Linked DNA regions of Homo sapiens: region 1 is linked to region 2. Evidence: chromatin loops called from intact Hi-C (ENCODE). Cell type or tissue: sigmoid colon. All regions are shown on one strand. Each heading gives the region's core, and the rest is flanking DNA. Links, peaks and the distances in the headings are about the cores only. Region 1 overlaps KCNMA1 (potassium calcium-activated channel subfamily M alpha 1). Region 2 overlaps KCNMA1 (potassium calcium-activated channel subfamily M alpha 1).

Evidence for each region. Hi-C counts contacts between places; a loop is a spot of excess contacts. Peaks named below come from ENCODE experiments on the same cell type or tissue, not always from the same donor. Only the 100,000 strongest peaks of a DNase experiment are listed, where the experiment ranks them.
Region 1: a loop joins it to region 2, with 2.6 times the contacts of the local background. A loop is called at or near these places in 3 of 110 quality-filtered maps.

Annotation. Positions count from the first base shown.
Region 1 is chr10:77,192,083-77,197,464 of GRCh38, forward strand. All of the region lies in intron 3 of KCNMA1 (potassium calcium-activated channel subfamily M alpha 1), which reads right to left. Among named protein-coding and RNA genes, the nearest start is that of KCNMA1-AS2, 54 kb to the left of the region's middle. In sigmoid colon, for the core only: no CTCF peak of the experiment used is centred there; a DNase peak (open chromatin) is centred at 3,189; H3K27ac peaks cover 368 bases.
Region 2 is chr10:77,285,677-77,291,058 of GRCh38, forward strand. All of the region lies in intron 2 of KCNMA1 (potassium calcium-activated channel subfamily M alpha 1), which reads right to left. Among named protein-coding and RNA genes, the nearest start is that of KCNMA1-AS3, 63 kb to the right of the region's middle. In sigmoid colon, for the core only: no CTCF peak of the experiment used is centred there; a DNase peak (open chromatin) is centred at 2,065.

The DNA.
Region 1 (5,382 bases), core at 162-5,161, 94 kb before region 2:
CTGAAACAATGATAGCAGTTGACTTCAGAGCAGTTGTAAGGCTCAGGATGTCTACCTGAATAATTATTCCTAAGAGTAAAACATTCTTCTAGGAGACAAAGAAAATGACATAGATTGCTAACAGAGAGAATGGAATATGTCAATTCTTTATAAATTTCTCAATAAAACACACACAGATCATTTGCTTTCAAGAAACTCAGGTGGCGAGAACCCTTTTGTTTGTTATGAAGTTCTTTTAAATTTTATCTAACAAGACTTCAATATTATATCTGAACTAAGAGTCTCCTTTCCCATCTTCATTCCATATTTCTTATCCACGATAGACCTAGATAGGTATAGCAAAAGCAAAATACGGGCATTACAAGTTGACCTCAAAAGTGGTTGGCAGCTAGGTAGTTTTAGAATTCAATGGAAGAGCTAAAGTTCCAGCCCTATCACCTCCTAGCTATAGGATCTTAAGCAAATAATTTGACCTCTTCAAGTCTTTGTTTTCTCTTCTGTAAACTGGGGATAAGGTTACGAATTCCCAACGTTGTTCTAAGACTGAATCAGATGACTCAGCACTCAAAAGTGATAGTAATTTCCAAAACTAAGGTAATAATAATAGTGATAATAGTAACTGTTTGTAGAAAATGCCCCCAAAAGGCAATCATTCAACTGAACAAAAACTGATAGGATCAATTGTTTCTATTTTTTTCATTTGTATCTGCTTTACTGCCTCTTTATCTGGTGTTGCACTGTAATCCAAATGCCCAACAGGCTGTGCATTGGGCTACTGTAAGATTTCACAAATGCCTAGTATAATTCTATAGAGTATTAAAGAAGAAAAAGTGAAAATTATATTTCCATGAAGGCAGCCACACAGTCTCATAAATGCTAAATAATTAGCCAAGATTTCTTGACAGAGAAAGCCATAAGTCACTTTAATGAGTGGCCACAGGAGTTTGTTATTCTCCTTTTTTCCTAGTTTTTTTTTTTAGAGATGAGAGCTTTCCTTGCCTGGTTGGCTTAGCACGGATCTACATAAGAGGCAGAGATCTGAACCAGTCATATGTCTTGTAAATATCTCTTGTAAGTTTTCTTCTCTAAGAGCACGTACTTTTTCACTGTTACACTTTTGGAATGATGTCCAAGACAACCTACCCACTAATGCTTGTTTTCTCCAGCTTATCTGCAGACTACAATTATTTCAATCACAGTTGTTACCAGAGTAGAATTAGTGTTCATATTTGCCAGCAACTTCTATGTAATAAATCAGAGCTAAGCTACTACATAAAACAGAGTCTTTCCAAACAAGTATTGCTTGATTTTAGTTTTCACTAAACTGTCTTAGGAATCATGACTGACCAATTCTACTCACTCGTTCCACTCCCTCCACTGATTCTAGCCATCCCTTTTTTTTAGGGAACCCTTATTTATCTAGAAAAGGAATGGGATGGAGTAGGTGATTCAAATAGCACTAAATGCATATGCACTTATGCACATATACCAGAAGACAGAGTGAAAGTTCTTCGAGGGCAGGGTCAATGAGCCATGTATAGGTATGGAGTGGTTCATGTGGGTGGGCACCCACACAACGTGTACACACAAACATCCCCAGCCTCCCAGCACAAATATATGCTCTCCATCCAACCCCAACCCCACTCTGGGACCACTCACAAAACAGGACAGCCTAGATGAGGTGATTAGAAATGGGGGAAAGGAAAGAGAAGAGAAGTCCCAGGTCTGAATGGAGAGCTGAGAATCTAGACACAAATGCTGGCATGGGGAATGGAACCTCTGACCCCTGGATCCATACTCCTCTCACATCTACAGGAATTTAGTCCTAGGGAAACAAGAATAGACTATTCATGTAACCACTACATTCTGCTTCCTATGCCTTTTTTTTCTGGATATTAAAATTGCCACCTATGTGCTAGGAGGCTGATAAACAATAATCTATAACCAGGGATAGCCAACAACCCCTAGCCATTGGGGAGCAACAGCCTGGAGCTCACATTTCTGAAAGAGAGGGCATCCTAGAGAAAGTAGCTCAGGGTACAGTTTCAAGGCACTTCATATCAAGGCTTCCCAAATAAGAAGCCCTCATATTCATACAGGGGATGGCAGAGGCTCCTAAGAGAAAAGAAGAGCTCTCTATTTGCCAAAGGCTGGCCAATCAGGGCACGGTTGGGCAGGTAGGCTGGTACTCCCATAGCATAACAGACTGTCAAATCACTGTGGGACTTCTTTGGGCTGTTACTAGATGCAGACTTCAAAATTCTGTCTGAGCCTTCTCCAGATGTTTGCCTTGGACTCTTTGGGCCTCCCCTGGTCATCTCACCAGTCCCCTATTTAACTTATGCCTTATACTCCCTTTTCTTGCCCTCCTACCTGGCTTTGACATAGTCCTGTCATACCTGGATGGCATGACCCTGGCAATGGCACCTTGCTATGGGTCTACCTGTAAGGATTTGGAGTACAGAAGCTAAAACTATTGAATCGACAGCTAGAACCAGCCTGTTCTGAGTTCCGGACTGACAGTTGCGGATAATGAGATGCCTGAGACGTATCTCTTTCTTATTCTGAACCTTAGTATTTCAGCCAGTAGCCTAAGAGGTCTATTACAGTTCCAACTCTTGTACCTCTTGGCACATCTGCACTCAAGCAGAATGGCACACAAGCCCCTCAGCAGGGCACTCAAGGTCTACACTAACAAAGAGTACCAATGCTGAAGACTTGCTGATCCTGAATGTAGGAAGCCTGAGAACATCTGGAAAAAAAAATAATTATGTTTAAAAAACAGTTGTTCCATTTATCTGCTGCTTCACTTTGACGAACAGAAAACAATGTCACATAACATAGATAGTCACCACAAGGACACCAGCTTGTTTAAAGTTACACATGAATTTATATGTGATGCTGAAGGATAATTATAATGGCTTATATCTATTTCTAACATCTTGAAGTTTTGTTGTTGTTGTTGTTGTTATTGTTGTTGTTGTTGTTGAGGATTTTTTTTAAGAACACACAGAGAAAGACCTGGTAGAAGTCTTTCTGACATCTGGCATAGAAGACAATTATACCTTTATTGCACAAGGAAATAAAATAGCTGTGTCTTAGCTCCGTCTTTGGCTGACAGCTAAGGCCTGGAAGTTTTGTAAGTTTTCCTATTTAGGAGTTTTGTTGAGAGCCTAGCAGCCTCACAGCCAAAACGGAGTGTCTGAGATGCTGCTGATTAGAAGTCATGGGTCTGCTGAGTACAAGGCTAGAGTCACTCCTTAGGAATGTCATAAAGGACCTGGGCAGTAGAAACCAACACCACCATGGAAAATCAGACAGGATGAGTTACCTTTAAAACAAACTGTCATCATTAATAGGGAAAATGGCAATGACTTATTAACCCCTATGATTATACAATCATATCTTCAAGTATGCACACTTTTCATTTCCTTCTTGACAACTTCATGAAAGTAATGTCTCATCTCCTGGAACATTTCTTTTCCTTTTTTTTTCTTTCCTTCTTGCTTCTAATTAACATTGAAAATCATTTATTTATCAAAATTAGGTTTCCCCTGCCCATGTTTCAGAAATAATAAATAGCTGGCTGAGTATGGTGGCTCAAGCCTGTAATCCCAGCACTTTGGGAGGCCGAGGCAGGTGGATCACTTAAAGTCAGGAGTTCGAGACCAGCCTGGCCAACATGGTGAAACCCCACCTCCACTGAAAATACAAAAATTAGCTGGGAGTGGTGGTGAACACCTGTAGTCCCAGCTACTCGGGAGGCTGAGGCAGGAGAATGGTTTGAACTCGGGTGGTAGAGGTTGCAGTGAGCCAAGATCATACCACTGCACTCCAGCCTGGGCAACGGAGTGAGACTGTCTCAAAAAAAGAAAAATAATAATAAATAGCTATTTCCACCATATCAATGACATCCACTAGATTTTTGGGTATAAATTTGGAAAGAAATATGATGAATTACCTGCTCAGTGGGGTGAAGTGTCTTTCTCCTTGCTTCCTCCTGCAGGCCCTTCTTTTAATTTTATTGTCCTATCTTTGAACTTCTCTAGAGATGTTATTCCTATCATTATAAAAACATCTCTGTGAGAGGCCTAGGATGGCCCCAGGAAGCCGATTTCTTAGGATTTTCTCTTCTGTCTCTGTGAATGGATCTCTGTATCCCCACTTTCTGTTGGGCTTCAGAAATCCTTTCATTTTATGAGGAATCACTGTGTTTTTCTGGGAAAGAGGAATGGGTCTCTGTACTGAAGAATCTCACAAAAGAGAATCAGATGTTTCCTTCGCCAAGCCCCCAGATGAAAACGTTCATAAAGTGAGAATATGCCAACGTGCTGGGCAGGATCGCCTGCCTGCACAGGTCTGTACTGTAATTACATTTAAGCTCCTTTCAAAAAGCGAAATGCTCCCATTCAAAGGATCTTTTTACTGGTTACCAAAAGAACATGTTATGAAATTCTAAGCAAAGTCCATTTCAATATAATACATGGGATATGGTTAATAGAATAGGAGGAAAAAGGACTGTGGGAAGAGCTTCAATCTACTAAGCCCCCAGATTGTAGAAGATCAGATTTCATGAAGAAAACCTAAAAATAAGATAAGAAGCATTCGGCTTTGTTTCATTCTGACTGCTTAGTGCCTACTCTTGGGCTAAGGGATGCTGACAAGCTAGTATCATCAAGAATTGTCTAGGAACTGTTATTCCTACCCTAGGATTATCACAGCTTGGAATGCCTCGCCTTTCATTTTTCTCAGCTTACAACCAAGGCATGTCTAAAATGCAAAGTATCTATTTGAAATGACAAAAAAAGAAATGCAGTGAGAAAACAGATCCTGACAGTTGTGTTTTATAAAAGTCCATTCTGAGAATACAAGAAAGAAGTATACAAGTTTAAAAAAAATAAGGAAAAGAAAGCAGTTTTAAAGTAAGTCATTAGACAGCCCTAAGGCAAAAAAAAAATATTTCAAGGAGAGAAAATGATCACAATTTACTAATCAATGATGTTGAATGCAGTGCCAACATGCTTTAACAAATGCGATATTTCTTCCTAGTAGTACCATTTCATTTCTTTTAAAGTTGAATTAATAGTTTTACTAAACACTATGAAAACGATCAATAATTGCATTTCCTGAGGCATTTAGCCCAAGAAGTGCTTTTAAAAGGTATATCTTTTTATTTAGATATTTGTTAGATCTAAGCAAAATCAAATCAGGTAACATTATTCAGAAAGACATGAAAGGGTATCATCATCCTGGTCACTTGGTGCACACCCAGGTGGAGTCAGGAACATGTAGGACTGATGATCAGGTAGGTTGTTACTTGGAAAACTGGTCCTAGCTTCTAATTATTTGTCATTAGTCTTTGCTCAGCATAAACCTAAAAAC
Region 2 (5,382 bases), core at 92-5,091:
GTTACTGGGTGTTACCACATGGCATAGGGGTGAGGTGCCAGGCTCTGGAGTCAAATTGCCTGTGCTCAAATGCTGCCTCTGCCCCTTACTGGCCATGTATTTTTGGAAAAGCCAGTTACTATCTCTAAGTTCCAGCTTCCTCATCTTTAAAGGAAGAGGTTTGTTATTATGCATACCTCATGGGTTGTTCAGATGATTAGATGAGATGTGTGAAAAGTACTTACTTAGCACAGTGCCTCTGTAAAGGACAGCGATCAGTATTCCCCTGGTGGAAACAGTGGCCATGTTTACAAGATGAAGGAGGAACCAGTCCTTACTGCCTCCCTGTGTAATCAAAGTAGTCATTATCTCCTATTGCCAGGGTTTCCTTATCTCTATCACTCATGTCCTGTCCTGACAACATATTTATAATGGGACTCTACCTACACAATTAATTGTGTAATTTTTTTTCTTTAAATCTCATTCTTTAAAGTTCAATTTTTAAATTGAACTTTATTTCACTACCACAAATGGAAAGCCCATCTCACTTGCTATAACTAGAAGGTAATTCTAAACATACAGCAAAAAAGAAAACCCAGATCATTTAAACGCCACCTCGATCTTGTCACCCCAACAAAGACTCAGAGCCTGAGAGCGGAGGCTGATTGCCAAAGTTTAGAGAGGTGTTAAAGACCTGGTAGAACCTAGGGAAGACATTCTCTCTGTGTTAAAGAGAATGTAAAAGAAAACATAACCCTCTCCTCATTGGAGTCTGTGTCATCCTATGCTGGGTCAGGCCACCACCTAAAATTACGCCATATGCCCCTGGTAATACCCATCTCTCACGTTGTTATCTAGAGTGATTTCCATTGTAGTTTATGGAGTTTTATGCATAAACAGACAGTGTTCTGTGATACCTAAGAATACTTCCAAAATTCCCATGGAAGGAGGCTCCCAATTAATTCCAGTCCATTCATTTTTAAAATTGCTGAGTGAGGCATTAGAATTCATAGAATTTGCAGACCTGTGAATTCCCCTAGCCAGCAGCAATCTTATTAGCATATCCGTAAGTCTTTGCAAATTTGACTAGGGACGGTGTGTGTGTGTGTGCGGGGGGGGGGGGGGGGTTCCATTCTTACTTTATGCATCCTCATTTATACACCCTCCTCTCTCTTGAGGTTGAGTTTCTAAGCTGATAGATCATACCTTCCATCTCTGTCCATAAATGCCTTTGACCCAAATATCATGCAAGTCCAATGGTACACATGTCCTCTAAAACACCCTAAGTGGAAAGCATTGCCTGTTGAGGATTAGAGTAGACATATAATCACGTTTCATACTGAGCTATGGCCTTCATCCAATACAAATGCCACATTCACTTAGGAAGGGTGTGTATACATGGGAAACAGCAGGGGAATCAAGGACAACTTCCTGAATCAGCCTGCTCAGCAAATCCAAACTCATTCAGCCACAAACCCAGTTCATTCATGCATCAGGGTTTGCACTGCTCTAATAAGATGAATGGAAATGCAAAGACAACACTTGGAGGGAGTCCTCTCCGTGCACTGAGACCCTTGTCTGAAAATACAAGCAACTGCTGCTGCTTCACACTCAAAGAGCCAAACATTTTGCATGGATAATTCAGAAGCAGTACGTCACTGCCCCATACACAATCCTCATGTTAAGGGAGCCTGCATCAGGAAAGCACAGACTATCTACCTACACAAAGAGGTCATTGCAAATTCCTCCTCTCCTTCCTGTTGCATTCACTTTAGCAATTTTATTACAGAAGAGACTGTCTAGTCCAGAAGCTTGCTCAGTGATGAAAGAAGCCAATTTGGGATCCTAAATTTGACTATAGAGCATTCATATGGACAACTGGGAATTACCTGGTTTGTGAACTAAGCAAAAGCCAAAACTCTAAACACCTTCTGAGCATCTATGAAAAAGTATTTCCAAATCACAAGCATTCATTTTTTAGATGGGAGTTGGCATGAGGATCTCCTGCAAAGAGAGAGAGAGAGGTTTCCTGGCATGGGATGGGGAGTGCTGAGCACCAAGACACATGTGCAAGCTGAAAGCACACCAAGTGCTCTTCTCTGCATCCAGCACCTCACACACATTAACTCAAAGGGCTGACAAGTCCCTGGATCACTCAGCAGGCAGGCAGCAAACTCTCAGAGCAAACAGAGTTACTGCTGCCTTATCTTGAGCTCCACTATTAACACACTTGTCATCACTAAGCCAGGTTGTTAGTCTCTGGAACAATTTGATGGAAAGGGCAAACACCAGAGAAAAACAAGTTGACCCAGATGGGCTGGCAGAGGGGATCAAGTGGCAATAAACTCCGTTATCACTCCTGGTTGGCAAACAAAAAGCTCTGCCTACGCATGCATTCCAGTTAACTATGGACTTCCCCTCATACATGCATGGAAGGCCATTATGCAGAGAAATGGGCACAGCAAATCACACTAAACACTGAAACTCTGCTGAAGTGACTCCAGTGACTTGGAGTTGTTGATCTAAAAATTGCTTATTCTTGCCTTGACAATAAAATCAGAGTCCAAGTTAATAAAGATTTCTAGTTAGCAAAGTCCCCAAGAGCAAACAGTTTATTCAGATCACCAGCTTTCTGCTTTGCAGTGTGAAGAGATTAAGGGTCCAGGGACACTCCTAGTTCTGGTTCTGCCTGTGTACATCACTGAGCCTTTGTAGACCTCAGCTTTATTCCCTGTGAGACTTAGACTGATCAGCAGTTCTCAATCTGAATGTGATGACAGAGTAGCAGAGGTGGCCGAATATAGAATCCTCAAAATTAACTTACAACCAAAGGCTGGTATCTGTCAGTAGCTTTACATGTATTGACTAATTTAATCTTCACAATAAACCTGTGAAGGAGGTACTATTATCATCCCTATTTTACCAGTGGGGTAACCAAGGCTCAGAAAGGCTGACAACATGCAAGGGTCACCCAGCCAGCCAGGTGCAGAGGTGAGACTAGGAATCATGTGGTCTGTCTCCAGAAATGCTGCTTTTAACTACTCAACTCTTCATAATCTAGTGCCTCTCAATAATGGTTAATAATAGCTATCAGTATGGCCAATTGATGGCCTGATTAGAGGAGATCTGAGGCTTGAAATAAAAGGCTACTGATACTCGCATTTTAACAAGCTTTTTTTGAGAGACAAAGAAGTGGAGTTTCATAACATAACCTGGAGTTTGCATCTCAAAAGTGAACACCATCCACAAGGCCAGGCAAGAAGAAAGGTTGGCACTGGCTGACCACACAATGTGGTTGGTTCCACCTCACTTAGCCATGGAGTCTATGATTCCTTGGTGCTATGAGAAAGAATGCTGCAATCTGCTCACTCTCATTTTGGGAGGACCAAAGCCCTGCCTAGCAGCAATGACAATCCTGGCCCTAACACAGCTGGGAGCCTCTTGACAGGCTTATCTCCTCCAGCTCCCCAGGAAGTCTCCCATTGGCTGTCAGATCAAGATCACCAAACCCATTCTCCTAATTAGCTCCTTGGCAGGCAAACCACACAGGAGCAGTTCCCTTTCCACCTTGAACCCAGCAGACAGTCCCACTCCCCAGCATCAGCCAGCCCCAAAGGCACAGGGCTCCCCTAAGGCCTGCATGCCCTAAGTGTCTGAGAGGACCCCATGACTACAGCACATGTCACTAAGTCCCTAACATTCCAATCATCAGCAGGCATCTGTAACTCCAGCCGGCGTCCCTCCAGGTATGCAAATGCCATCTGCCCTTACATGAGGGAAATGGACAGCAGCGGAAGTTACCAAGGGCCCACAAGGTGTCAGCATCTGGGACAGAAATGAAGTTCCCTCCCTATCACCAACTTCTCTTTTAAAGAACCACTCAAACCCTGCCAAGCTTGTACAAGAGGAGTAAATAACAAAATGACACAGATGACCCATAAAGGATGTATATTTGCTTAAATGAAATAATAGAGTACTTCACAAGTGCCTGGTCCATGTAAGACTTTTGTTTTGTTTTGTTTTAATGGCTATTTCAATATAACACTAATTTAATAGATATAGTTTAAATATAAGGGACTGTAAATAGAGTCTTCAAAATAGTACATCAAAAATTTCCTTCATGATGAAATAGATGGCCTACTATGCTTATCCAGAGTTATTCTTGCAAATTTCTACCTGTAGATATTGTTCGGCAAATAGGCAAGTTCAATTGATTGTTGATTTTAAATAAAAGTTCTAACTGAGAAAAAAAAAGTAAGCCCATAAGAGAAACCAGTTTCAAAAGGCCACATCCTGTGGATTCTCCTTATTTGACATTCTTGAAAAGATAAAGCTATGGTGATGAAAAACAGATCCCTGGCTGCCAGGGGTTAGAGATGGAAGGAGGCGGTTCGATGCGGTAAAGGCACAGTTCCACTGATTATAGTGGTGGTTACACGCCTCCATACATTTGTGAAAATTCATAGACCTACACACCAAATTTTTTTAAAAAGTCAATTTTATTTTATGATTACCTAAAAAATAAAAATGTTTACAAGGCCCATGAATTGGGTTGTCTCTAAAAGATGACTTTTCTTCATATTTCTTCCAAATTGGTTCATATTTAGAGCACTATTGATTATCTAACAAAATTTTAAATGGAAATAGTTGCAGTGGAGATTAAATGAAATAACATATTAAACTGCTTTTGAAATAAAAAGGGCATGGAGGATGTCATAGAAGTAGCGGTGCTTGCAGTAAGAAGTCAGATCAGACTTTACAACCTTGTTAAATGAGGGACTGAAGGCCTGGGGTCCCCACCACTCCTTCCCGTGAGCCAGTGCCCTTCGTACTCCACTTTCCTTATGTGTGAAAAGGGGCACCTGAGGAAGGGTTGTATCTTCAAGCACTTTAATCCCATTACCCAATTATTCACGTGCACAGACCCATAATTGGGAGTTAGATGTTTTCCTTCAGTGCTCAAAATAGAGCAAGTTTGTCCCTCAAAACCAAAAGTACTCAGGTCATGAATGAAGGCTGAAGAAATTCTGATCTGGCGGGAAATTCCACTTTCTGACAACCCTGATGGTACCTCTGAAAAAAACAAACACAATGACTGCTTTTGAAGGGCAGGAGACAGAAAGACTTAACCAGTACTTTTCAAAGGGAGGAAAATTCTGTGTCATCGTAAGCTTGAATAAACCCAGTGCTGTGAATTGCCAAAGGAGAGGTTAACTGTTTTGAAAGCTGTGGCATTTTTCTCATCAGTGTCTCATGAGGCTGGCCAGGAGGGGCAGTTGGAAAGAAGGCTCGGAGATTTGATATTCAGGAAGTCCACCAGACATGCAGCATTCTTGACAAGATGCCTTTCACCTAATGTCATATTAGCAATTCAGACAGAAACCCAGGAAAGTTAGCACACAC